Regions from separate parts of the Homo sapiens genome. Here region 2 is linked to region 1. A link is an interaction called in ENCODE POLR2A ChIA-PET data of the cell type or tissue named here. Cell type or tissue: Panc1. All regions are shown on one strand. Each heading gives the region's core, and the rest is flanking DNA. Links, peaks and the distances in the headings are about the cores only.

Region 1 (5,379 bases), core at 133-5,132:
TTTCACCATGTTGGCCAGCCTGGTCTTGAACTTTTGACCTCAAGTGATCCACCGGCCTAGGCCTCCCAAAGTGCTGGGATTACAGGCGTGAGCCACTGCGCCCAGCCTCTTGTACCTTTTTCGCTCTGGCTTTCTTTTTTTTTTTTTTTTTTGAGACGGAGTCTTGCTCTGTCACCCAGGCTGAAGTGCAATGGTGCCATCTTGGCTCACTGCAACCTCTGCTTCCTAGGTTCGAACAATCCTCTTGCCTCAGCCTCCCGAGTAGCTGGGATTACAGGCACGCACCACCACACCCAGCTAATTTTTGTATTCTTTTAGTAGAGACAGGGTTTCACTATGTTGGCCAGACTGGTCTCAAACTCCTGACCTCATGATCCACCTGCCTCGGCCTCCCAAAGTGCTGGGATTACAGGCAGGAGCCACTGCGCCTGGCCTCACTCTGCCTTTCCTATGATTCCTTCACGCCTCCTCTTCCTGAATCCCCTCTATAGCTCTCTCTTCTGATATAGATGGATCGGGCATTCCCTGTTTCATCTCTGCTCCAGATTCAGGTTCTGAGGAGGAGAAAATGAAGTGGACTCAAAGACAATCAAACTCTATCCCCTGAGAAGATTAATGTCCACTAGCAAGCCTTCTTCTTACTTGTTGTTAGGCTAAGAGGGTATGTGTGCCCATCTGTGCCTTGAGGCCAGATTCCAGGAAAAGAGGAAAGCAGAGATACAAGGAGGGAGAAAAACCCATCACTGTACATGTCACATCCTGAAAATATTTTATGCATAAAATTGAGGCATAATACCTGCACACATATGATTAAAATTTCCCACTAGCAAAACTGCTGGTTTATATAATAAATATAAAATGGATCATTATTCTGTGATGTCCCCAGAAGTGATTGGCAGGGACTTAGTCACAGAAACAAGTGTGAGAAGAACTGCCTGGACCTGTTGGGTGAATATGTCCACGTGGAAGAGAAACTATACAGCCCAGGCTTCCTGACCTTCCTAGTATCTTCTAATATTGTGGGGCCAAAAATCCCCTGAATGTAGCTGGCTCAATGTTTCCTACAGTTTTTGTTACGGTTGTTTAATCAGAGTCATAGTTACATGGCTCCAGGAAGTGAACTTTTATCCTCTCCCTCAAGGAACTGCCCTGTGTTAGGTAACCAAATTAATTGATTTTCAGGAACAAGAGGCACCGGACATCATGAATATTATTTCTCACCCATCATCAGACTACATATAGTCATCAACTTGATAAGGTCCAAAATTGATGGAAACAAAAAAACCTGCCTCACTGCCAAGAAAATATATGATGTTGCTGTATAGGCAACTCATTAACACCTCCCCTCACATCACCTAAGGTCGAAACACTCTGTACGCTTCCCGGAGGGCTCACAGAGTCAGGTCTTGTGGTTCACTGACAGAGAGAAAGGCGGCAGGAGGCACATCCGAGGCTATTAGACAAGAGAACCAAGGAGGTCGAATCCCCAAATGGAAACAGGCCCGAGAAGGAGATAAGCCACAAGGCATCCCTGGAATGATTGTCCAGTGTCCTGCTGGATTCTGCCAAGGCCAAGCAGCGCATAGCAGGAAGAGTCTTTCCTAGGTCCATGGGGCCCAGTCTCTAATCGTACACTACAATATGACATATATTATAGATGTGGTAATATATTACATGTATTTATTTGTTTTAGTAAATGCTTCCTTTATACTAAGAACTATACCAGTGACATTACACGTATTGCCTCATTTAATCCTCACAACAACCCTACAGGGTAGACACTATTATTCCCAGGGGAGCAAAGCCATAAGGAACACTAAGTGGGGAGACCCTGGGGAAAAGATTCAGCTTAAGAGAACTCCCAGGCTTCCACTGGGGTTCAAGGGTAACAGCCTTTGTTGCAGGTGAATCCAACCCAGAGACAATCATCCTGACTGTCCTATGGCCCCACAGGTGGTCCCAGACACCTTCGACCCAGCAGGCTAACCACTGAGCACCTTTAACCCTATAGACTTTATTTGGTGGAGATAGGAATTGATTGATTTATGTATCTCTGAGGGAGAGTCCCTCAAAACTTCTAGTATCAAACCCAGAATTACATTATAAAATACGTCAAAAGTACATTAATGACCCACCTTATCTGGCTCTTCCAGTTAAATGCTTACTTACATTCAGCCTCCGGTTATGCTACACACTTTCTCATACCCTGTTCAATAGTCCCCGCCCCACGTTCCCTTCTTTAAGAGCCATATTCTCTGTTGAAGAAATGATAAATGAATATAAAATCAAGTATGCTAAAGGATTGATGGATCACCCCTTCCAATTATTTTTTTTTTTCCTGAGGACAAATCTTAATGCCAAGACCAATGTCAAGGGGGGAGTTTCCGGCAGAGAGACCGATGGATGGGGGAAGAGAGGACAAGGTTGTTATCTGGTCTTTGGACTTGCGTAGCACATTCTTTGTGCCAAACAAACAACTTGTGTCATCATCTCTGAATTCATCAGTGGCAGGCAGATTATTTATAATAAGGTGAGGCAGGCAAGGGGTTGCAGCAAATGTTCTAAGTAGGAGCAAAGAGTCACCAGCAATGATGGAAAGACAGCAGAGGTCCTTGGATAAAGTGATGGGATACTCCAAGCACCAGGGCAGGGCCCACCCTTTAAGAAATTGCTGTCCCTATTGTGCAAACACTCCTCCAAGAGGGAACTGAGCAGAGCAGGACAGGGAATGACAGGAGGGGTTCTGGGGCATGGGGAGAAGGGTGATGCAAGAACAGGGCTTCCAAGTAGCTGGGAGATGAGGTCAGCTCCCGGGGCATAGCAGTCTCAGCCCCAACATGACCGGGGTTATGAGAGGGGGAAAAAGCATGAGCCCCAGGCACAGCTCACCCCTTCCCCGAGGGGTAAGGAGGCCAACAGAGTCTCGGGAGCAGCAGGAGGCGCAGCTGAGTCAACATTCCATGCCCAGGCCGGGATGAAATGAGGGAGGGCCAGGACTGAATTTCTATGTGGAGTTCTGGAGGCCTTGGCCAAAGGAAGAAATAAACAACACACAGGCTAGGAAGAAGGCTAACATACCTTACCTTACTCTGTGTCTGTCACTATGAGAAGCCAGGTGTCAATTACATGGAAACCTCATATTACAACAGAAATGGCTGCCCCCCCTCCCACGCTAGTGCACACCTGTAGTCCCAGCGACTCAGGAGGCTGAGTGGGGAGGATCATTTGGGACCAGGAGTTTGAGGCTGCAGTGCACTGTGATCATGCCTGTGAATAGCCACTGCACTCCCTCCTGGGCAATACAGCAAGACTGTGTCTCTAAGGAAGAAGAAAAACAGAACTGGCAATTATGTCACTAAAGAGCTGAAAAGTTTTGATTCTACTACCTCTTTCTTTGCTTCATCTATGCTCTGAAATCATTTTCTGTGATTTCTTTGTTTTCACAGCAGTTCAAAATACAATATCTGGGTGCAAACTTCATTTTCCTTTCCTCGTTTTATGACTCTGATGGGAACCTGTGTTCCCTACTGATACATAAAATTGCATTAACTTAGGCTCTTCAAAGCACAAAGTTAGCTCTAAATTATGGGGCCCTGAGGTGTCTGAAATACTTACTATGATTTGTCTGGGAAACATATTGTAGGTATAAAAAGTCAAAAAGAAAACAAAGTCAGGGGGTACCCATAAAAAGATTCCCTTCCAGCTTCCCATCGTGGGATGTGGGCTGTTCTGGTAATGCGAGAAGAAATGGTGTCAAATCAGACTGAGATTGGAAAATAGGCTTTGACATTGAGCAGGACCTCATTCCCCATTCCCAGGCCCAGTCAAGAAGACTTTTCCAGGGGTACCCAATACTGCTGTGGTCAGTTTTTGATCTCCTGCAAACACTCGACTTCCCAATCAGCGGTCAGACACTCCAGGTGATATATGGGGGCTGGGCACCATTTCCCATCACCTGGGAACTTCCTCTTTCCATCTCTGGAAACCCAGCTCTCCCAGGGAAAGGCTGTTTGCTTCTCTCTTTCACCCCACAGCCCACTCCTTTGAGATAATCCAGGTATATATCCTGGATTGAACTAGACATTGAAAAACCAAAAGCCACCTTAACTCTCCCATGGGGCGAGGAAGGCCTGACTGTGGCTGCCTAAACACCAACTCCTCTTTGAGAAGGGGGAGGAAAAACTGCCTCTTGTTCTTTCTGATGAGCTTTCTGTCAAGGAAACAAGAGCTGATTCCCAAATGGGTCATCTTGCCAATTATATTAATAGCAATCCGTTCCAACTGGGGTTTCAGGTGATTTCCGTTTTCTTCTTCACACTTTTCTGTGTTTTCCAACTTTCTGCAATGATTATATAATCCTCTTTTAAGAAAACCATACCAAAAAAACAACAACCAAAAAATCCAGCTTTATGGATTGCCTCCTCATGCCTGTAATCCCAGCACTTTGGGAGGCCGAGGTGGGTGGATCACTTGAACTCTGGAGTTCGACACCAGTCTGGGCAACATGGCAAAACTCCATCTCCACGAAGAAATACAAAAATTATCTAGGTGTGGTGGTATGCACCTGTAGTCCCAGCAACTCAGGGGACTGAGGCAGGGACAGCTTGAGCCTAGGAGGTCAAGGCTGCAGTGAGCCATGTCCACACCACTGCACTCCAGCCTGGGTGACAAAGCAAGGATTTGTCAAAAAAAAAAAAAAAAAAAAGAACAAAACAAAAAAGGATTGCCGCCCCTAGAAACTTTCCAGGTGGTTCTCTTGGATGCAATCAGCTACTCTCAACCCCCAAGTGCCTGTGCTTTTCCCAATCACAGCCCTTGTCATTCTGCTTGGCTGGCTTTGCCTTGCTCTTACTCTCTCTTATCTCCATATCCCTAGTGCTTTGTTCAGGGACCAGCACATAGGAGGTGTGTCTATTGAATAAATGAAGTCAATGAATGAATACATGGATGACTGAGGACCAATATTACCTGCAGAACTATAGACTTTAACAAATCTTCATAGTCATATATCAGCTCATGTCTATTCAGACAAAGGCAATTCATTGAGACCAAGATGGTTCTCCAAAACCCAAGACTCCATGGTAAAATTTGAAATCTGGCGATCTCGGAGTAACAAAGGCTTGTTTCAAACATTTCTCTGTTCCTAATCCAAACTCCTTGTTATTTCTTGGATTAATTAATCTTTAGACATTTACTTGAAAGCATAATTGCCTTGGGCTATACATTAGTTCATTCTCACATTGCTATAAAGATACTACCCGAGACTGGGTAATTTATAAAGAAAAGAGATTTAATTGACTCACTGTTCTACATGGCTGGGTAGGCCTCAGGAAGCTACAATCACGGCAGAAGGTGAAGGGGAAGCATGGACCCTCTTCA
Region 2 (5,379 bases), core at 180-5,179, 170 kb before region 1:
ATCACTTCAAGGGCCTAAGGAAAGGAGTTTTGGGGTATTATTTAATTCAATCCCCTGCCTAGAAAATCTTAATATCTGGCTGAGTGCGGTGGCTCAAGCCTGTAATCCCAGCACTTTTGGAGGCTGAGGCAGGTGGATCACGAGCTCAGGAGATCGAGACCATCCTGGCTAACACGGTGAAACCCCGTCTCTACTAAAAATACAAAAAATTAGCCAGGTGTGGTGGCGGGCACCTGTAGCCCCAGCTACTCGGGAGGCTGAGGCAGGAGAATGGCGTGAACCCGGGAGGCGGAGCTTGCAATAAGTCAAGATGGCGCCACTGCACTCCAGCCTGGGTGACACAGCGAGACTCCGTCTCAAAAAACAAAAAAAAAACCAACCAAACAAACAAACAAAAAAAAAAAACCCAGAATAATCTTAATATCTGATCTTAATTCTACCACATTTTAATTCGTTCACTTACTTTCCATCAGAAATTTCCCCATTTGGTAATGGGGAAAGGAAATGAATCTTGCTCGTTTCCCACCGAAGGAGACGTGACCCCCTGAGATATAGAGGTTTAGAATTTCTTGTTAATGGCAAAATCGTGAACAGTGTTGTAACTCAGGCAGCTAGTCCACGATAGTCACTGTCCTGAGAGAAGAACAGCCTGCTCATAAAGAAGATAGAGCACATGAGCATCCTCCCAGAAATGGACCAACACAACCATTTTGATAATGCCAATATGGCGCCCCTAAGAAAGGAGTGGACCCCGCCCCTGGGAAGAACAGTAGCACCTCCTAAGAAGACAGAAACGCGTGTGTTCTCATCCTATCACCATGGAACCTGTGCAGCTTCCCAGGAGACTTGGAGACCTGTTATGCTGAGATAATAACTTCGCAGTGCTCTTCTAAGAGCTTTGCAGGTAACTACCTTATTTGATTCTCACAACAACCCTGAAATAGGTACTGTTGGTTGACAGAGAAACTGACGCGTTGTATTGGTGAGTAACTTTCTAGGAGTCACACAGCTACTTATTGGTGCTGCTGTGGTTTCAATCCGGCTGTTCAAATAAGTGTTGAATACAATGCATTATATTGATTTGACCCATATTCTTCCATGTAGAGGCTTTATTCCGCCCATTGGAGGGCTCTCTTTTTGAAGACTATCATCAGAAATTGAAATATAAGAGGCAGGGAAGCCAGTATTAGCAGTACTAAAAAAAATAGTTATAAAAAGCATGTACACAGTAAGAAACTTTTGCTATTATATTTACTTCTCTAACTGCAGTATTTTATTATACCTATAATTAAAGATGAGCAAAGGATCGCTCTGAGAGATTATATAGTTATTATAGTCACACAATTGATTTGGACTTGATTGGAGATCTTAACCCGCCACTTAAAAAGCTACATTGATGCTATTTCTAAGTCTCTGTTTTCTAACCACCATTCTTGTGGGTTGTCAGGGCAAACTATTTCTATCTGGTGCACACACTCTCTATTCCACCCCCTCATGAACAAATACAGTTTCTGTAGGTTTTCTTTACCCATCTCTTCTTTGTAACGCCTGAGGTCTAACATGCAAAATATTTAGACAGTTTAAAGCTTAGTTGCGGCACGGCGTGGTGGTTCATGCCTGTAATCCCAGCACTTTGGGAGGCCGAGGCGGGCGGATCACTTGAGGTCAGGAGACCAGCCTGGCCATCATGGTGAAACCCCATCTCTACTAAAAATACAGAAAAATTAGCCGGGCATGGTGCTGAGCACCTGTAATCCCAGCTATTTCGGGGGCTGAGGCAGGAGAATTGCTTGAACTCGGGAGGTGGAGGTTGCAGTGAGCCAAGATCACGTTATTGTACTCTAGCCTGGGCAACAAGACCGAGACTCCTTCTCAAAAAAAAAAAAAAAAAAAAAAAAAAAAAAAAAAAAAGCTTAGTTGGACATTTTAGGGTTGGGAAATACTCCCCTATCCCATGCAGCTCATTTCTCTGTGAATCAGGTAGTGAAAGGAGCTTCCCAAAAGGCACAGATGATTTGTATATGCTAAGCTTAAACCGAGGAACCCAACTCGTAGCACTAATAATTATTGCAATTTGTTGAGAATAACAATAGCTTCGTAAAGCCCAGTGTTTCCCTAAAGGGCAAGTATAATAGGCCTATAACTTCAAACGTGTAAGAATAATTTGTTATTCATGTTAATCCCCTCGCCATTGCCAGCCACATCAATCTTTTTCAAAAGGGGAGCACTGGAAAAACCACTGAAGTCTGAAGGGAAAAAATAAACATGTAAGGTGAACAGGAGCACACAGTAAAGCAACTCTGTGATTCTGCTGGTTGCTGCCAGGGACTCGTAATGTTTCATTAACGTTCACCCACCACCCCATACCCATTTGGCTCCAACTCTCAGTAAGGCAGGGATGTGAGCCAGGAGAAGAATACCACCATCAAGTCATTGCTGGCTATTCCTACGAGGATACTATTTTTCAAAATTTTTTGCCACCTGAGGCCCAGGCAAAATTACTGGCCCTTGTTTAAATCACTGCATTCTTTACTCATGTACAGGTCAGTTTCAACTCAGAAACAGTGCCTACTTTAAAAAATGTACACACACCCAAACAGCCACCCTTGTTTCCGGGACTTAGATTTCAAACCTACAGAAGTATTTCAAGTAAAAAGGATGCTTAGGAATAAGCAGTAGCTGACAATAAAAGAAAAGAAGATGCAATATGGATGGAGGTGACTGAAAACCAGGAATTCAAATGAACTGAAGGTACAGCCTGTGGACCAACATCCTCCTGGAATAGAAATAAATAGCATTGGTAGTTTCAATTACATCCCCTCCCCACTTTCACTTAAATCATGAATCTAGATTTACACAAGATTTATACACTTCTGACCACAAATGGGCCTCCACATACCTTCATTTTCTTGTGCCATGCACATGAAAGAGAAGGGAAAGAAAGATTTTTTTTCCCCTTTGGTTTGCCTGGACATGGCACGAGGAAACATGAGCATTAGTGATGTCTAGCTTTCTCAGTTCTTGGCCTTTGAGGGCAAACAAGGCTCCTTTCCAGGTAGACACTGACCAAAGGCCTTAAAGCATGAGTGTCTCAGTTTGTTTTGGCTGCTATGACAAAATACCTTAAACTGGGTAATTTACAAATAATAGAAATTAATTGTCACAGTTCTGCAGGCTGGAAAGTCCAAGATCAGCATGCTGGCAGATTCAATGTCTGATGAGTCCTCCCCCTTTGCTCCATAGATGGCACCATGTCGCTGCATCCTCACATGGCAGAAAGCATGAACAGCTCCCTAGCACCTCTTTTATAAGGTCACTAATCCCATTTATGTGGGCTCTGACCTCATGACTTAATCACCCCTTAATACTATCACATTGGCAAGTAAGTTTCAACATATGAATTTTGGGGTCGCACTCAGACCACGGCAATGGGAAAATTAATATTTGTTTTCATATAACAGGGCATTTGATTCTCCTCTCTGCCATTAGCATGCAACAAGCCATGTAACCTTCCAGGTTTACAGAAGGCAAACCTCAACCACTGACTCCTCCTGGGTGCTTTTTGATCCAGTAGTCTGTATGGCCTACAGGTAGACCGCTTCCTTCAATCACTGCTTGAGGAATCACTGGAGGAGGAGTCTTATTGCGATGAGAGACTGTCTGGGTCCCATGTTGTCAGGGGCAGGCCCAAGAGACAGAGAGTTGTAGGATGGGCATATAGAAGTAGGGCAGTTGCTAATAATTGTCTTAATAAGTTATTCTAGATTTGCCAGGCCTGCACCTCAGCAGTTGCAAGCCACTTTTACTTCTGGGGTATATTTTTTCTTTTAAATTATTTTTATAGTTTCTTAAATTAAAAAATTATAAGCTCATTATAAAATAGCACCTGAAGCACACAAATTAAAAGTAAGAATTTTTTTGATTTTTGAGGCAGGGTCTCAGTCTTTCACCCAAGATGGAGTGTGCAGTGGCACATTCACAGCTCACTGCAGCCTTCACCTCCCAGGCTCGAGCAACCCTTCCACCTCAGTCTCCTGCATAGCTGGGACTAAACGCATGTGCCACCATGCCTGGCTAATTTTATTTATTTTTTGGAGAGACAGGGTTTCCCTATGTTGTCCAGGCTGGTCTTGAACTGGGCTTAAGCAATCCTCTGGCCTCAGCCTCCAAAAGTGCTGGGATTATAGCATGAGCCACCATGCCCAGCCTAAAAGTAAGAATGTCTAAGTTTCTTTCCCCAATCATCCCATTCCTTCACAGTTAACACTTTTGCTCCCAGCATTCTTTACAAATTCTGCTTCTGAAACCTGTGTTACTCTGAATTTGTCCATTGTCTTTTACTGCCCTGGCCTCTAACTTTGGATACACCCTTAACTTGATGTCTGCCACAGGACCTTGAGTTAGGTTCCCATTCACAACAGCTTGGCCTTGACAGCTTCAGTTCAGCCACTTGCCATGTTTAAGCTGGGTTTTCTCCAATTTAAATACTTTCATTTTTTAAAGAGCTGCCTGGCCTTCCTCTCATCAGCTATAGAAGAGATTTAGTGGTGGTGGTTTTACAAGCTAAAATACAATCAAGAAGTTGTGAATAAGACATTCTAGCCTAGAAGGAATGAATGGTATCTCCTAAACTCTAAGGAAATATTGATTACAGTATTTAATCATGGAGAGTATGGAAGAAAATAACAAAATACTATATTAAGCATATTTATGAACTGTAACATGATTTTATGAACTATAAAACATTAACTTCATTTTCTTAAGGTACACTTTTGAGTCAAGAGGATATGATACTTTCACTCATTCACTTTTCACATTGTGAACTGAGATCCCTACATACCTCTCCCCCTTCTTTTGACATCGTCTGCCCTAATATGTTCTCTTAGGTAACTGTGATGTTAAAAGATAAATAGCCTCAAATACTGGATGTCTAATGTGAACATGAGTTGGGACATGAATTAGTCTAAATCATCTGGACATTTTGCACTGGCACACCCACCTTTGCTAACAAAAGTTTGTCTGGGATGATTTTCCCATTAGGAATCCTGCCCATGGCCCTTTAAAAATAAATCATACCTGTAGAAGATCCTTCTTTCCATGGTTATGGCAGAAAGCATGGGTCTTAGTTCCAAGTCTAGAATTAGATGACATGGATAGAATCTAGAAATACCAAGGCTGGGTAAAGAACATAAAACTGAGAGTGATCTCTTGTTTCAGGATGAGGTTCCCAAATGAGGTTATGTGATGAGACAACCACTCATATAGCAACAGGCATCACACAGACCACTTCTTAATATCTCTTCACCAGTCAACTGACATTCCTCCAACAGAGTTGTAAGGGCCGATCTATATGAGATGGTCAAGCAACAAGGCTGGCCT

Evidence for each region. ChIA-PET counts read pairs that join two places held together with the same protein. Peaks named below come from ENCODE experiments on the same cell type or tissue, not always from the same donor. Only the 100,000 strongest peaks of a DNase experiment are listed, where the experiment ranks them.
Region 2: POLR2A ChIA-PET joins it to region 1 with 11 read pairs; 2 of 35 experiments call an interaction of 5 or more read pairs at or near these places.

What each region holds. Positions count from the first base shown.
Region 1 is chr15:60,337,916-60,343,294 of GRCh38, forward strand. No RefSeq gene overlaps it. Among named protein-coding and RNA genes, the nearest start is that of ANXA2, 57 kb to the right of the region's middle. In Panc1, for the core only: a CTCF peak has its summit at 2,937; no DNase peak of the experiment used is centred there.
Region 2 is chr15:60,166,170-60,171,548 of GRCh38, forward strand. LOC105370839 (a long non-coding RNA gene) reads left to right here and starts at 728. Exons shown (of 5, transcript XR_932310.3): 1 at 728-904. In Panc1, for the core only: a CTCF peak has its summit at 3,209; no DNase peak of the experiment used is centred there.